2 separate regions of the Homo sapiens genome follow, and region 2 is linked to region 1. A link is a contact called in ENCODE Hi-C or POLR2A ChIA-PET data. All regions are on one chromosome and are shown on one strand. The core of a region is the stretch at or near the end of the contact, and the rest is flanking DNA. Distances in the headings are between cores, read along the strand shown. Region 1 overlaps COL4A2 (collagen type IV alpha 2 chain). Region 2 overlaps COL4A2 (collagen type IV alpha 2 chain).

Region 1 (2,744 bases), core at 155-2,654:
TATGTCACAACCACAGGCTCTATCTCACACCCACGGGCTCTGTCTCACACCTACGGGCTCTGTCTCACACCCACGGGCTCTATCTCACACCCATGGGTCTCTATCTCACACCCACGGGCTCTATGTCACAACCAGAGGCTCTATCTCACACCCATGGGCTCTATCTCACATCCACGGGCTCTATCTCACATCCTCGGTCTCTATCTCATACCCACAGGTTCTATCTCACACCCATGGACTCTGTCTCACACCCATGGGCTCTATCTCACACCCACGGACTCTATCTCACGCCCACCGGCTCTATGTCACACCCACCGGCTCTATCTCACACCCACGGGGCTCTCACGCCCAGCACTCTGGCGTCCCCTTTCCTTGACATCCGCCTGCTCCTCTACCGTAGCCAGATTTCTTTAGGAAAAAAATGATTCTTTAAAAATCTAAAATACTGTAAATCCTATTGGGAAATAACAGTTATTAAACCTCTTCATCAGGAGCCACCAGATATCAACTTAGGCTGTGCATCTTTCTGCCAGGTGGGTCCTTATGACCCTATTAGTGACTGTCTCGCACAACTGGAGATACCAGTGAACACGTGATTGAACTCTCAGCCTCAAGGACAGGTCAGAAAAGGAGCCTCAGGTCAACAATGTGTTCTCGACCTGCTTGAATTTGCATCTGGGAATCCTCCTGTTAGTAGAAAGGTTGACCCTGGACGCAGTCTGGGATTGAATCTGCCTCACTCCTTTTTCACTCCCTTTCAGAAACAAATGAAAGGAAGTGTGTAAACCACACAGCCAAGCACCCAACGCATCATCATCTTCATATCATCGTTATTATTAGTCTAAAATGGTGGTGGTGATGATAACCCCACTCCCTAGGTCTCAGTACCCATACTGAGATTTTATGCTCTCCCTTTTTCTGCTGGATTTCATTTTTTCTCTAGAAGCTTGATGCTATGCCTTGATTATTACTTATTTCAATGGGACAAATTTGCACTAGAACTACAGTATTTGTTATCACTGAATTTTTCACGGTTGCCATATATATATCCAGCATCATTTGTGTCCTACTGCTGTTGAACAACTACTTTAAGATCAGAAAATAGAAGTAGTTTAGCCAGTCTAAAAGGATTTCCATTCATCGAATCATAAATAGAGAAAAAAACAATCCCTTCTATCCATTACTAAACCTCTCCATTCCAAATGTCTTCAAACAAAGCAATTATGGTGGACAAGTATTTGAGGACAGTTTTTTCTCATAAACAGCTGCATAGTGCTATAGCATCCTTGTTGATTAGCCAATTAGAATAAATTCTTTCCACAGCACATTTTAAAAGACTTAGGGGAAAAAACAAGACTTGCAAGACTTGAAGTTTTCATAGAACAATGTGCACCCGTCTTCCGCCCACTTCCCCAGAGAGAAATATATGAATCACATAGCAGTAAATGAGTAAAGTATCAAAACAGGTGCTGGAGACTAGGGAGCATGAATCATCTTCTTCCTTAGATACTTTGTAAATAAAACAGGATGTATTTATGGTAACTCTGTGCGTAAACTTCTATTTACAATGAATTATATAAAATAAATACAATGTCACACAAAGTAAATAAAATTGAAGAATCTATTAAATATCACTTTAACAATTATATTAAATTGTTTCCTTAAATTGATCCAATTTTGAAAGAGGAATTTGAATAGGAGAGATCAACAACAACAAAAATTCCTCCTGTATTCAAACTTTAAGGAACGCTAGCTATCTATTTTAATGAGTGAATAACTTATTTCCCAAACCACATTTTAAGAAAGTCAAAAATAGTTGCATCACATTTTTCCTATTGAAAATATACACTTTGAATAACAGAAAAATAATCCGCAGATAATTTTTTAAAGATTTTTACTCAGCTTAGTGGTAATAGATTTCTGTTTATATTAACCTTAAGAAAGAGTGTTCAGAATGGAGTTTGGCCATTTCATTATGAGTTATGGATATTATTGTATAAAACATGTACACAAAATTCCACTGATGATTTTATCTAATTTCAACCATAAGATTCTGACAGAGAATCAACTCAACTAGCTCTTTTAAGCATCACTTTTAATGTACCACATTTTTTAAGTGACTCTTGTTTATTTTTTTAATGTTTGCTCAAACTTATGGGGATAGTGCCATGTTCTGCGTATCCACGCTAGGATGTGGCCTTTTTGAGCCATGGAAGATGCTGTCAGAACAGGGTCCGGAAAAAACAAATAGGACACTCGTTATTTTCTTGTTGATTTGATTAGCCATATGTACCATTTACAATACTCTTGGGGGACAAAAGGAAGAGAGGGAAAAAACAATTGTATCTGAATATTGCAAGCTAATCTTTTATAAATTTTACCCTTTAAGGGTTGATGGATTCAGAAATTAATCAACTGTATTTTTATCTGATAAATGCTAATACTGTACTGCAGTGCAGTTGTGGTTTTGAGAGTTACATTCATAGGTTTATGTCAGATCAAGAATAGATTTTGTTGGGGGGTGATTTTTAGATTGTAGGAGGTTTTATACACATAATAAACCAAGATGCTAACAGGAGGATGCAATCAGTGGTTATTTTGTGTCAGCCCTTTTCTTTTTTTTTTTTTTTTTTTTTTTTTTTCTGAGACAGTCTCGCTCTGTCACCCAGGTTTGAGTGCAGTGGCACGATCTCAGCTCACTGCAACCTCTACCTCCCGGGTTCAAGCGATTCTCGTGCCTCAGC
Region 2 (2,846 bases), core at 106-2,605, 43 kb after region 1:
TATTTAGTGTGGACAAACATTTTTATATGTTTCAGAAGCTCTTTTTTTTCCCTCTATGTGAACAAAAGGAGAGATTAACCACTTAAACATCTGAGGGTCTTTTTGATATTTGAATGCAATACACATTTCCACAGTTACTGGATGCATTATATTGAGGAAAATAGAGATAAAATTGTAGAAATTCATTTGGAAAATTTTTTATACTGAAATGACCTTAAAAAGAACCCAAATAAGTTAATTCTTTCATCCCAACCCAGTATTATCATTTCACAATGACATGACTTTAGTAATTTAGGATAATTTTTTTCTCACATTCCATATTTTCTCTTCTTAAACTCTATGACTTCTTTTGTTAGCTATCATGGCAGTAGATGATAGTTTACATATAATGTTCCCTGTAGATTATAGCTCTTTAAAAACAAAAAAAAAAATGTAGTTTTGAAAGTAACCGTAACTGATCATGAGTATGTATTGTGATTAATCGTGGAAATTGAACCTTTGTTGTTCCCACAGGGTCAGCCTGGGCCAGTGGGCCCCCAGGGGTACAATGGGCCACCAGGATTACAAGGATTCCCGGGACTGCAGGGACGTAAAGGAGACAAGGGTGAAAGGGGAGCCCCCGGAGTAACGGGACCCAAGGGCGACGTGGTACGCACCGCTGGTGTATTCCCCTGGCCTCATGAGGGTGGCGGGTATCTCAGCCTTGGTTAATTGCATTTGCTTTCTTCATAGGGAGCAAGAGGCGTTTCTGGATTCCCTGGTGCCGATGGAATTCCTGTAAGTTTTATGGAAGACTGGAATTTTAAAACATTGCGTGCATCCTAGGCAATACATTTTGTGACTTAAAGAAACATTTTGAATGAGACCTCCTTTTTTGTTTATGACATAAAACACGTGGGGACTATACGTGCGTATTCTCCCCGCGGAATTCAGTCAGACAGTGAACAAATTGTTTGCTTTGTAAACGTCCTTATAGACTTGGCTTCAGAATTGAGACGATTTTGCTAAACTGCACATTGTTTGGTAATAAAAAGCTAGAGTGCTGTCCAGATACTCGCCCTAAAGAGCCAGTCTTGTGATCTCGTTCGAACTATAGAGCAACCTGCATATAAAGTCGTTCAGCCAAGAGCATGGGCAGAATGAAGCCCTGCTGAGCATTTGTGCAGCTTCTCAAGTTCTTTACAGCAACCTCACATAAAACGAAAAACAAAAGGCATGGTTTGTTCATGAGAAAAATCTCAAAATGCAATAAAATGTGTTTTTATAACCTAGTTTACTTTACTTCTCGTGGCATAAAAAAATAAACAAAACAGCCTGACTCACAGCCTTCTTCACAGGGACCCACGAGCAGATTTCCCAGGGTTGGCTTCCTGGCCAGACCTGACCTCAGGGATCAATGTGTTTATCGCACGTTCTGACCCACCTCCCATCCGGCTACTGCTGTGGTTCTGAGACATCTGCTTCACAAACCTCACACATATACACAGATGTGTGTGCCCGTGTCCTGCAGAGGCAGGTTCTGTATCACCACACACGCACACGCACAGGGAGAGAGACTCCATTCCCAGGCTGCACGAGTAGGGCCATGCCTTGCAGAAGAGAAGGAGGGAATGAGTGAGTGGAGGGCAGTGCCAGAGAACTCATGCGTTTCCATGAGATCTTTAGTCCCACCGTCGAGGAGACATCCGCAGAGCAGAAGGAGACAGTCAGGGCAAAATAAAGGAAGTCACATTTGCCAAGACAAGAGCTGCAAGCCAGTGATCTCGGGGCTACCTGAATGGTAGGCTCAAACAGGCACTTGGGTTTACCACATGGCCCTGAACAAATAAGGAAATAATGTTCACATCAGTCAGAATCTTGAGAAATGGACAGAAATGAAGAATCTGCACAACCCAAAGATTAAACAAATTAGGAAAGTATTTTCATACTAATGGCCTGAATCTAAATCACCCATTTTTAAACTACTCTTTTGAACTCTTTGGAGTGTCTTTCAGTTTTGTCTCCAGCTGAAATCTGAGTTAAAATGGAATGACATTATGGAAAGCAATTGCAACTCATCTGTACCAAGTTTCCTTCATGTTTCCACTTTACACTCACTTAATATCAGAGGCAGATGTCTCACAAACTAGGGAAGAAGTAATCATAATTTGGAGGAATGATTGTGGTGAGCAGGTGAAGACCATTTTCTACTGAACCTGCTGCTCAAAGGATCCAGTCTCTTAACCGCAGAACTCTGATACTACAAATTAAGTTAACATAAATATCACCTGCCATAAGTAATCAGTTAACAAATGTAGAGTTTGAAGGACCTGGATCATTTTAGCTGATTAGAAGTTATATATAAGAAGCGATATGCAGTAAAATCTTAGAGGAGTGGTCTCATATAGCAGTGAATCTAATTTGATGCTGAGCAGAGACAGACATTTAGCTCAATATAACTGAAATTTTTCTTTGAAGCACAATTTCAGACTCAGATTAGATTGACATGCAATTTCAAATAGATCAGTTCTAAGCAAGTAAGAAAGACCAACGGCAGACAAATAATAGAGAAAAATTTAAACATTACAGTTCATTTTAAGCAAAAGCATCACAGAATACTAAAAATCTGGAGCAGAACATGTGGAGAGCTGTTTTCTCAAGCTGAAGTGCAAGGGCCCCTTATGTCTTTATTTGAAAGGCCACTAGAGTGCCAGCTCTGCAAACAGATCGAGAAGCTGCCAACAAACAGGGATTCCTCTGGCTCACCAGAGAGTTTGACTGAGCCTGTTGGATCTCTCATCTGACGGCACCAGTTCAACCAATGGCTGTGGACATCTGAAGCAAAGAAATGTGCAAATAAAAGTTCT

What was found. A loop is a pair of places that touch in the nucleus more often than their neighbours do. ChIA-PET counts read pairs that join two places held with the same protein, here RNA polymerase II (POLR2A). Pooled maps may share reads with other maps.
Region 2: a map of endothelial cell of umbilical vein shows a loop between it and region 1 (4-fold over the local background). The contact joins two enhancer-like sites. A Hi-C loop is called at or near these places in 12 of 168 maps with a recorded cell type or tissue (GM12878, IMR-90, MCF 10A and 9 more), 8 of 37 single-sample maps with no recorded cell type and 20 of 50 pooled maps. POLR2A ChIA-PET finds 5 or more read pairs at or near these places in 3 of 52 experiments (GM12878, HEK293 and PC-9).

The regions. Positions count from the first base shown.
Region 1 is chr13:110,380,992-110,383,735 of GRCh38, forward strand. All of the region lies in intron 4 of COL4A2 (collagen type IV alpha 2 chain), which reads left to right. Among named protein-coding and RNA genes, the nearest start is that of MIR8073, 41 kb to the left of the region's middle. Within about 2 kb of position 1,405, at least 4 of the 41 ENCODE cell types and tissues checked have a DNase peak (open chromatin) inside an H3K27ac peak, as active enhancers do; they include endothelial cell of umbilical vein, where a contact is called at or near this core.
Region 2 is chr13:110,424,221-110,427,066 of GRCh38, forward strand. It overlaps COL4A2 (collagen type IV alpha 2 chain), which reads left to right. Exons shown (of 48, transcript NM_001846.4): 5 at 514-648; 6 at 733-777. Among named protein-coding and RNA genes, the nearest start is that of COL4A2-AS2, 38 kb to the right of the region's middle. Within about 2 kb of position 1,356, at least 4 of the 41 ENCODE cell types and tissues checked have a DNase peak (open chromatin) inside an H3K27ac peak, as active enhancers do; they include endothelial cell of umbilical vein, where a contact is called at or near this core.